Linked DNA regions of Homo sapiens: region 2 is linked to region 1. The links are chromatin contacts, found by Hi-C in ENCODE. All regions are on one chromosome and are shown on one strand. The core of a region is the stretch at or near the end of the contact, and the rest is flanking DNA. Distances in the headings are between cores, read along the strand shown. Region 1 has its middle 420 kb from the start of SEMA6D. Region 2 has its middle 300 kb from the start of SEMA6D.

The links. Hi-C counts contacts between places; a loop is a spot of excess contacts on that map. Pooled maps may share reads with other maps.
Region 2: a loop to region 1 is called in a map of PC-3, with 4 times the contacts of the local background. The contact joins two enhancer-like sites. A Hi-C loop is called at or near these places in 4 of 168 maps with a recorded cell type or tissue (A673, IMR-90, MCF 10A and 1 more) and 2 of 50 pooled maps.

What each region holds. Positions count from the first base shown.
Region 1 is chr15:47,290,591-47,296,117 of GRCh38, reverse strand. It overlaps a transcript of SEMA6D not described here. Among named protein-coding and RNA genes, the nearest start is that of SEMA6D, 420 kb to the left of the region's middle. Within about 2 kb of position 2,142, at least 2 of the 41 ENCODE cell types and tissues checked have a DNase peak (open chromatin) inside an H3K27ac peak, as active enhancers do; they include A673, where a contact is called at or near this core.
Region 2 is chr15:47,419,139-47,424,111 of GRCh38, reverse strand. It overlaps a transcript of SEMA6D not described here. Among named protein-coding and RNA genes, the nearest start is that of SEMA6D, 300 kb to the left of the region's middle. Within about 2 kb of position 1,681, at least 2 of the 41 ENCODE cell types and tissues checked have a DNase peak (open chromatin) inside an H3K27ac peak, as active enhancers do; they include A673, where a contact is called at or near this core.

The DNA.
Region 1 (5,527 bases), core at 893-3,392:
ATGCAAGTCTTTAACTAAACTAGAAACTTGATACATGACTTATATTCTGATTACATCAGAAAACTGACACTTGGGCCCTTTGAGGCCAAGGGAGATTCTGTGAATGTACCCAAGAAAAAGCACCACCAAATTTCTGGCTCTGGGAGCTGGCAGAAGAGCAATAGGCTAGTCATGGAGGCAGCACTGGGCACCTGAATCACAGAATGTTTCAGAGGTGGAGCTAAAAATGGAACCTACTTGTGACAGGTGAGTTTGAAAGGCTAAGAAAAATCTCTTAGCTAAATTCAGGAGAAACAAGCTCTTCTGGCATTTGGTTTGGCTCCCAACTAAATGGCTTTTAACTGTGGGGCCAACTATATGTCAAAGCAAATTTTAAACGTAACTCTGATTATGTTTGTATCTCATTTTAACTCTGTGCTTAATTCTAACATTGAAGTTTTCACATTACCATAAGAGAACATTCTGTATCTTTCTTTTTAAATACAATTCCCAAATCATTGCTTTAAAGATCTCCACTTCCCTGCCATAGGGGCTTTCTTTCCTCCTTCACACACAGTGGTTATTTCTCTGGATAGGTCTTGCTATCTCTTTAGGAGAGTAATCTAAAGATCTACTCACAGTTCTTTCAGAAGTTTGGTCCTATAAACTCACAGTAAAATTAGGCCTTGAAAAGGACCAAACTTCTCATGCTAACCCACTGTTAATTTAGAGAGAGGAAAAGAAGAGTTGAAGGAGAGTGTCTCCATTTTTCAAACTGTGGAATCCTGGCTCCCGCTGAAGTTGGAAAAATAAGATTAATAACTTATGTTTATCTAATCTGTAATTTTCAAAAATAACTTCTAATACATGAGCTCACTTGATGCTCTTAAACCTGCAAAGATACAACAAAGACTAAAAAATATAAACAAATATCTTCCATATAAGATACATAAGTATGTGTATTTACCTTTGTTTTACAGCTGACAAATGTGCTGCAGATAATAAACACAGGCCTTTCAGCTAGTGAAAAGTGAGCAACGGGGACTTCAAACCTGATGCCCCCTCTTGCCGGCCTATTGTCTTTCTGCTTCTCTTGGCTCTCCCTACTCTGTTAAAGCCTAGGGCTAAGCTAAGGCTAAAAGGGTATTAATGATTCCTTTCAGAGGCAGCTAGGACAAAGGAAATATTGCACAAGAGAACTAAATGCTTCAGATTTTGTTCCAGACTGAGCAGAGAAAAAGAGAATGAACACTTTCAAATATTAAGATTGTTGCTTCTCATCTCCATCTTTGTCAATTGTTGGCCAATAGCTGAAAAGAATAAACATTTAAACAACGTATACATTTCACCTTATAGGTAGCCTTTCAATTATAGGTAGGGGAAAAATGAAGGTCTCTGCAAAGTACAGAAGGAGAATCCTGCAGGAAGGGACCCAGAGGCATGCTATCAAGAGTGCACTGGAATGTTTTGTTTTGTGTTCTGTGCAAGACAGAATCATTTCATTATTTACAAGAGTTATTCTTTTCCTACCTCAGGAGGAAGTCAGAAAATGAGAACACGGAAACGCTTTTTGTAACATTTTAAATTTTATTTCTTAGGTTTGAGAAAGAGATTAAAGGCTGGGCACCGTGGCTCAGACCTGTAATCCCAATACTTTGGGAGGCCAAGGTGGGCAAAGCACAAGGTCAGGAATTTGAGATCAGCCTGGCCAACATGTTGAAATCCTGTCTCTGCTAAAAATACAAAAATTAGCCGGGCATGGTGGCACGCACCTGTAATCCCAGCTACCTGGGAAACTGAGGCAGGAGAATCGCTTGAACCTGGGAGGTAGAGGTTGCAGTGAGCTGAGATTGCACCACTGCACTGGGCGACAGAGAAAGACTCCAAGAAAAAAAAAAGAGAGAGAGAGATTTAAATAAACTAGCATTGTCACAAAGTAGGAATAAAAGAGATTCCCACAGTCTTTTTTTTTGTTTTTCCTTCGGAACTGTAAGGTTCTTAACTTCTCCAATAGTGCACGGCTCTGAAAAGTACTTTTAGAAAGCAGTTCCAACATTTCTTTTCAGGCAGTTCTTAAGAATGTTGGAATGTGAACAACAACAAAAAAAAGTTGCTTCAACCACAGCCTGCACTCTGCATTTGGCCGGCAAGCACTGCTGACGTTGCAGAATAAATACCAATGACACCACAAGCAACTTGAAAAAATTTTTTGGACTGACAAAGCTCACATTATGCAACACTTAATTGAGTATATTTCTTCACATAGAGAGAAACAGCACAGTGGTCACAGGGTAAAATCCAGTGAATTGAATATACTGGGCATTTTAATTGCAGAAAATTGTGCATTCCTGCCATCATTGTTTATAATAACTACATACACGTGCTGCATTAAACCAGTTCTGAGTTTAAGACCTAAATGAACCAGACTCAGACACACAGACTGCTTTCCTACTCCCTACTGCCATCATAGACTAAACAAGTATCAGTCATGAATAAAACATCAAGGTGAAATATAAATATACACATCGCCCTTCTCAAAAGTATCATGGCAAAGGCCCTTACACATAATAAAACTGCTTGGTGCATCTCTTATGGGAAGACACAGAGTACAGACAGCTGTGCTAGTCCTGGACTCAAGAGTCCAGCCTTTATTAACCCAAAGCTTAGGGCACTAAGCCACCTCTCGACACCAAGGAAGAGTGGTGAATTTAGGCTAATCTCACCAAAAATGCAACAACGCACAATTGTAAAGGCAGACAGCCCAGTAAGGAACTGCCAGGATGCTTAAGGAATTAAAGAATAAGACCAAGAAACCTCAGTCAAGATTTAGAACTAGGGAAACAGTGAAAAGCTACACTGGAGCAGGATGCTCTCTCCAGTGGAAGCAAGATACACCCAGAGCCCAGTGTGATGAGGCACACTGCTGGAGGAGGATGAGAGCTTCATGCAAGGAAGAACCAGGTGGGCCGCAAGGCATCTCCTCTGCCTCTCCCACCAACATGCTCAAATTCGGCTTTGAACCTCTGGAAAATAAAAATCAACCACCAGAGTCCCAAATTAGACATTTTTCCAAGAATTGAGTCATTCTACTCCAATATTGGATTCAGTAATCTCAGAAAAAGATGCAAGAAATCAATTTCCTGATAAAAACAAAATATCTCATCAAGAGCACTCTTGGGAAACAGACTGCACAGCCAGGCGAACAAGTCAGAGAGCAAAGGATGCAAAGACTGCCAAGCAGCATGAAATGAAGAGCAAATATTTGAACTGGTATACCCATTTCCTTAGGAAATGTGGTTGCAATGAAAAAGTGATCAAAACAAATGATAAATATTTTCTCCATCTAAGTCATTGCTCACCCTGTACACAGTACCCAGGCCCTGGGATGGATGACACCAGTCTTCATGGACTACACAATATACGCTGTGATTTGCTACTCAAAGGGTGCAAGGCTAACGTTTGCCCTTATCACGTTTATTTGTCTGTGTATCCCTTACATGGAAATCCAAGACCTCCTTGGCCCTGCCATGTGTGCACCAAGCTAGCTCCCAGTTCAGATCTCAGGACCCGGCTCATCAAATCCATGGTTAACAAGCTTTCTTGAAGGTTCTAAATGCAATCATTGTTTTAAAAACTCATCTGTTTGAAATAAAAAAAAAGAAAGCATTGCCAGGAACTGCTTAAAGGAAAACAAAAAACTCATTTGATTTTTTTTAAAACTTTGCCCATCAGCTGCCAAGTAAACTTATTAAGTCTTCGTTTTATAAGGAATCATGAAACACATCCAAAAGCAATTTTATATAGCCAGTAGGTACTAACCAAACACACTGCCATTCACATTTACAGGTTTCTTTTTTTCTGCATCCCACTGTAAACCTCTCAAAAATGAAAGTATCACATCTTTTTATACTCTTTTAGTTTCTATCACAGTTCTCTGAACACAGTGGTCTTTCAAAGTTCATGGTGGCCTTTCAATCAATATTCAATGTTCAATGTTTCAAGCACAGAAACAGTGCATATTCTATTCACACATTTATTTGCTTTTCTGTTTTCTAAAAATAACATGACTTATTCATTTTAATGTGTTCTTCCTACATTGGAGAAAAGAGATTTCCTGAGAAGCAAAGAGCAGAAATTCTGCATATGTGCATATACATGAGATTTCTCTTACAAACATATCAACAGGTGGAGCATGTTAACTTGATTTCACGCGAGAACAGAGGCCAAACTTTGCTTACTGTTGTACACTCTGACTTGAGAGAGAGAGACAGAGACAGAGAAATAAAGAACAGCTAAAGACAGATATAGATTAGATAGACATAACCAAACACAACAAAAGGTCTATCACAGTGTTATGGTATTATCAAAACATTATGATGATAAAAATAACTTTCTGTAATAATGTTGAAGATATGAGTGCTAGAAGGAGGTTCAGAGAGAAAAATCAAAGCATTATAGATAATAGTGGGACAACACAGTGGCATATGTAGGGCAGAGTAGAGAAATATCTGGGAGTGAAGTTGGTACCAGTTTAAAAGGACATGGTCCCATTCCCTAGAATTCCCATAGAAAACTGAGACAAATGCTTCAAATCAAGGCAGCTGGTTAGGAAGGGAAGAGAGTAAAAGACACACAACAACATGGGCTTCCTAAAGGCTCCAGTCATCATTTTCAGTCAGATCCTAGATGCCATCTGCAGGTGAGAGTCCAGTGCTGGAGTTCTAGGGCTGCATCCTCAGGTCCCCATTTTCCTGAGACAGTTTTCTGAACGTGAGGGAGGGAGGTAGAGAAATTCAGATAACAGACTTACAACCTCAGGCATCAGCCAAGTTTCTTCTCCAGTTACAACATGTGAACACAAAGGCAATTCATGTTTAGTAATCTTATATTGAAAAGGAGACCTTTTTGCCCTTATAGCACTGAGGAACTCCAAATAGGATCATTCAAATTTTCATAGCCCTTCCAACAGTTTCCATCTTAGACTTCGGGCTTTTTTTCTCCATTAATTTGCCTGCCATTAAGTATCCAAGTTGGATATGAGGAATATTATGCTGTGGATATTTCTTCTATTACTCTGAATGAAGACCTGAAACGTAATGGAATAGCCTAGCTATACATCACTGAAAGACTGTATTTGCCAGAACAGAAATTCATTACAAGAGACGGTATCACATAAATGGTTCTGTATAAGAGGGCTATTTCCATGTCTTTGTAGAGGAACCTGAATTATACAACTCTGTTATCTGGCTACAAATTTCTTAAATAACCTCATGCAATAAATGTTTTACTTACTCTATGCACCCATGCGAATGGTTAAGTTTTTGTTTTTCCGGTCCCACATATTGGCTGTATGTATTGGAGAGAAGACTAACAAAGTGTTCATTCACGAGACTGCGGTCATTTTTATTGCCTCATCTTGATGTCTCAGTTACTGTTCAAATAAGTGATATGACACTAGTGTAGCAGAAAGGATGTCACTCTAAATTTGAATATATGTGTGTGTGTGTGTATATATATATATAATTAAATTGATGTTATATATTTGTAG
Region 2 (4,973 bases), core at 432-2,931, 130 kb before region 1:
CCATTTGCTGCTTCAGATATTTTTCATCTCTAGGCCTTCACTGATTTCCTATTTAAAATTTAATAAAGTTGCAAAATTCCATGACTCACAGAATCATTCTCTGAGCTTTTGTTATATTAGATATAAGCAGAAAACGTGAGTTCTTTGTCTGTCAATTATGGACAAACAAATTATGCCTGGTTGCAATGGTAACTGTCATCTTTAAATGATTTTAGTATTATTTAGTACTTTGAGCAAGAAAAGCACTTGGAAACAGTAAATGCTAAACTCTGGTGGGTTTTAGACAAACCCCACCACCAAGGCACAGACACATACCTGTCCCTGCAAAACAAGACTGTAAAAGAATAAAATTAGAGCTTGCTTACTGGGTCCCTTAAGTATGAGGAAAAATCCATACTCTAACTTGTTTACTGTAGTGGTGAATATTTCATGTACATCAAGACACATTATTGTATATCCAAAACATGAAGTACAATTTTTCACTTGAGGAAAAAAAAAATGATTTCTTTATCCTATGTATTTGTAGTTGCTGTTTTTCTTTAGTATGTCATCTAAAGGTTGAATTGTAGTCTATGTTTCTTTGATGAGAACTAGGAGTTTCATTAGACAAGGTCCCAGGAGGGCTATCAAGTATGTTATTAAATAAGCTTTGACTTAAGAAAGCAAGAAGGCAGATTCAGAACAACTGTAAGCATTCAAATAATTCTAAGAACAAGAAAGGCTATTTACTAGCAATCTTTTATGTGGCTAAGAATGCCTGATAGGGGCTGATGGTGAAGATCATTTATCAATGGAGTAAGTCTGAATTCTAGGCTCCAAGGCAGCTATAGTTTCTCAAATACACTTGTGTGAGTCTCTATTTTTGGTGTGCAAAGCAGGTAGTGCTTGGGTTGTTCTGATTGATCTGAATGTTCTATCACCAAAAGCCAGAGTTAAATGTTCCCTAAGCATAAGAGGTGTGGCCCATCACTTTATAATATATGCATTACAGCACACAGAGAAGTGACTCAGAGTCATTCGGAAGAAACAGGAACTCTGCTTATAACTCTTATTTTAGCAAAAGGCCAAGCCTTGCCTTTCAGTTATATATCTTTGTTAAAGGTTGTTTTAGCCCAAAGGTCTTTTTTTCTCCTCACTCTTACCAATTTCCTTTAGGGTTGGGTTTCTGTTGCAACTGAGTTGTTTTGATGATAATGTTTCCTTTAAGATGATTATTTGTTTAAAGTTCAGGCTAATAAAAATAACATCCCATTAAAAATATTCTGGAGAGCATAAGAACATTTTAGGATGTTAATTGCTCATGTTAACCAGTCATCCGTGAAACATATGCCAAAAATGCTCTGAAAGGTTCCAAAATGCCTCTTGCAGTGATAAATCTTTTACAGGTATGATTATGTGGAAGCAGAAATAAGAAAAAGTACATCCAACATCTGGAGTCAAATGGTTTACTGAAGTAAGATTACAAAATTAAATTTAAATGAACTTAATTGAAAGGGGAGGGGAATCTAATTTAATATGGACATTCATCATGTCCTCATTGAAGTTTCTTCTAGCACCAGAAAAATACAATGAAGTCTGAATACAAAAGTTGGATAAAGCCTCTAATGGAGTGTGAAAAGATGACCAAAGAGACACAGTCAGGCAGAATATATTCTCTTTTTCTTTTTGCCATTTAAATGACATGGAATACCCAACTGTTTTGAAAAGGTAGTATCAATCAAGAAACTGAGCTTGGAAACTTATCTGTTTTAACTGTCTCTACTGTTTGGAGTTTCATTGTACATACTTCATCACTTAAAGATGATGATTACTAGGTTTGGTTTTTAATTCAATGATACCTGACTAAAGACTCCAACAATATGCAGTTATAAGAAAATGGAAGGAAGGAAGGAAGGAAGGAAGGAAGGAAGGAAGGAAGGAAGGAAGGAAGGCAGGCAGGCGGGCGGGCAAAAAATAAGAGTGTTAATTTTAAATTAAATCACCTGACCTTTGGTTTTCATCCTCTAAAGAAAAAAAAATAAACAATGGACCCCCTTAACATTGTGGTTCTTAGTTCTTGCTGAATAGTTTCGGTCTTCCTAGTTCTTAAACATTCTGTGCTCTGTGTGCTAAGGAAGATGTGTGAAGAAATCAAAATTACACACTATGAAGTTACATATCTATAATTACGTGGAGACAATAGAATTTTATTTTATTAAATTGATTATTTATAGATTCTAGAAAAGACAGTCAAATGTTATTTTACTGTTTGTAGTCCTACACACTATGGACATTGCTAGAGGTTAACTTTATGATAACTTCTTACCATCAACTGACACTCAGGTTCCCATCATCTCATCTTTCCCTTCAACCTCATAAATATTTAGTTTTTGTCATACATGTCATTGGCACCTTTACTTCTGATCCCCCCTTATCTAAAAGAGAGTCTCCTAATACCTCCCCATCCCAACCACAAATCTAATCTCATATGGTACACACTCATCAGTCAAGTGGAAAGTAAAGGCAAAAAAATCCTTAAGCAGAAAACTGGAATGAACAGTTGCAGATGCCAGAGAAACAGGAAGCATCAAAAACAAAGCATTAAAATTAATCTATCACCTGAAGCCAAAACCAAGGAGTAGATGATAAACATAAATTATTAGTGCATATTTATTTAGGAACTACTCTTCATAAGTGCTGAGCACTTTCAAATACATGAGGGTAGTTAAACATAGCAACCCTGTGATAAGAAAATAGAGGATAATAGCACTTCACTGATGTCTTCAGCATTGTATAGCTGGTAAGTAGCAAAGCCAGACACCAGTCCCAGTCCTTTCTTGTCATATCCAATGCTCTTACTCTATATGGCACTGCCTCAGAAACTGCAGGTGGTGAGAACCTGAGATTGAGAACCTAAGGGAGAATGAGGAGTATAACAAGGGGACTGAATCTTGTCTTGGAATGTCAATAAAGAAATAACCAATGGTACAGGTGAGGATGAAAAGTGAATAATTTTAACTGTTAAGAAAAGTTCATTTACCTAAATCATGTGTTCTTCACTGACTCGTATCATCTACTTTCAATAAAAAGTCCAAACATATTAGACTTTAAAATCCTTGCAATATCTCTACATTGTAAGATAAGAAGAGAAATAGCAATTTTATGCTTCATGATAACCCCAATGGTACTGATGGTCTATGTCACTAATTGTGATCGTAATTCTATTCTTATCTACTTCATATGTACATTTTTTTGTTCTAGAGAACTGAATAGCTGCCCCTAAGGTCACAAACAGAAAATTACTTTTTGGAGACAGTGGGCCTGAGGCCTTAGATTTCATTACAACTTGCATTTTATTATAGTCCCATAGAATGACTGATCATAGGTAGTGCCTCCAAAAACTATATGAATATTATCATCCTTCCCAAAAAGATGTTGGTTTTAGAATTGTTTTAGATAAAAAGAGGAAAAGTTAACAGTCACTTATGACTCAACAACAGTTCTCACATCTGTTCAGCAAAGGCAGAATATCAGGACAAACAATGGAGAGGGCCACTAGGACTTGCAATGCACATACCTTCACACAGCTCAGAATGCACAAAATAGAAGATGGGCAAAACTATGGGGCAACTAGCATGCACAGAGGGGGAGAAGGCAGTATTTCCAGAGACATTGGAGGCAATGGACATACATTTATTCATTCATTCACAGCATCAAGGAGTAGAATAGGTTAGGAGAGAAAATTAGGGGAGGGGGAAGAAAGGTTTATAAATAGGTTGAGGGGAGAAACAGCAAAGATCACAAAAGAATGCTTTAAATGACGAAAATCAGTTTCACAGTTAGTCTGTATATGACAAGCCCAATAATACAATGTTCTACTGTTGAAGGAAGGCAAAGGTATCCTCTGATTAAAATTGAGCTATTGGGCTCTGTAATGATGAACTCAGAGGGAACCAGCCCATTCAGTGTAAGACCACCAAGCTGAAGGCCACTGTTTGGCTCAACTTAAGAGGGTATCTGTGTGTTCTGAGCACATCACCCTTCTGAAGGATAACAGTCTCCTCAGCAACAGTCAATCACCACCTGACAGCTCTTCATGTTCTTGGAAAGGTCCGTCTCACCCCCAAAACTTGCATATAACTCTCTTCCCTCTCAATGCTCATAGCCTCACCACCACCACCTGCCCTGGACCAGCAGACCAGCTATTATTGCACCATGGCAGATCAGTCACCACATCAGCCCAGCACTTCCAGGTCATCTTTTATCTCCTCTTCTCTAATCCTCATGTGGCTTTGTTCACTACTTGTTCTGATCTTGGCCTCATACTTCCTGAAAGTCTTTCACTGAATCCTCTGGGACTTGAGGTCAATCATCAGTAAATCTGTTTATTCTCTACTTCCTATGGAAACTTCTCTTTCACCTTTTTGCACTAGTTGAAATCTGACTTTCCAGATAACGCCCATTCCACTAAAGCCCTTTCAAGAGATAGCTTTTACTCTCCTAGATCCCTCTTACCAAGGAGCATAAAAGTATAGTAGGTGTCCTCCATGTTCTTCATTACTGTGTCCAGGCCTTTTGTCCTTCTTCCTCAATAAAACTCCAGCTTTCTCTTTCATGGCATCAGGCTATACTCCCCTTCTCTTGTTGGTGCTTCCTCCACCATCCTCCAGTTCATTCTCCCTCCATTCATTGGAGATTTTAGCATATGGCTCATTATCACTTTCTCTAATACTATCCTTATTTAATTTTTGGCCATTTTCATATCCAATGGCATGATCCTTCCAATATCCTGTTTCTCAGTTTCTGGACTACTTTGCTTTTAGAGATTTCATCAGCCATCCTTCTTGAGCCACTCACTTCCACAGTCAAACACTTGACTTTGTGGTGATCAATAACTGCACTCCTTGCAAAAATCTCAATTTTAAATATTCTCTTCTATGATCATGATCTCTTATTTTTCCTGATCACTCCTTCTAACACCCTAACTCCTACAA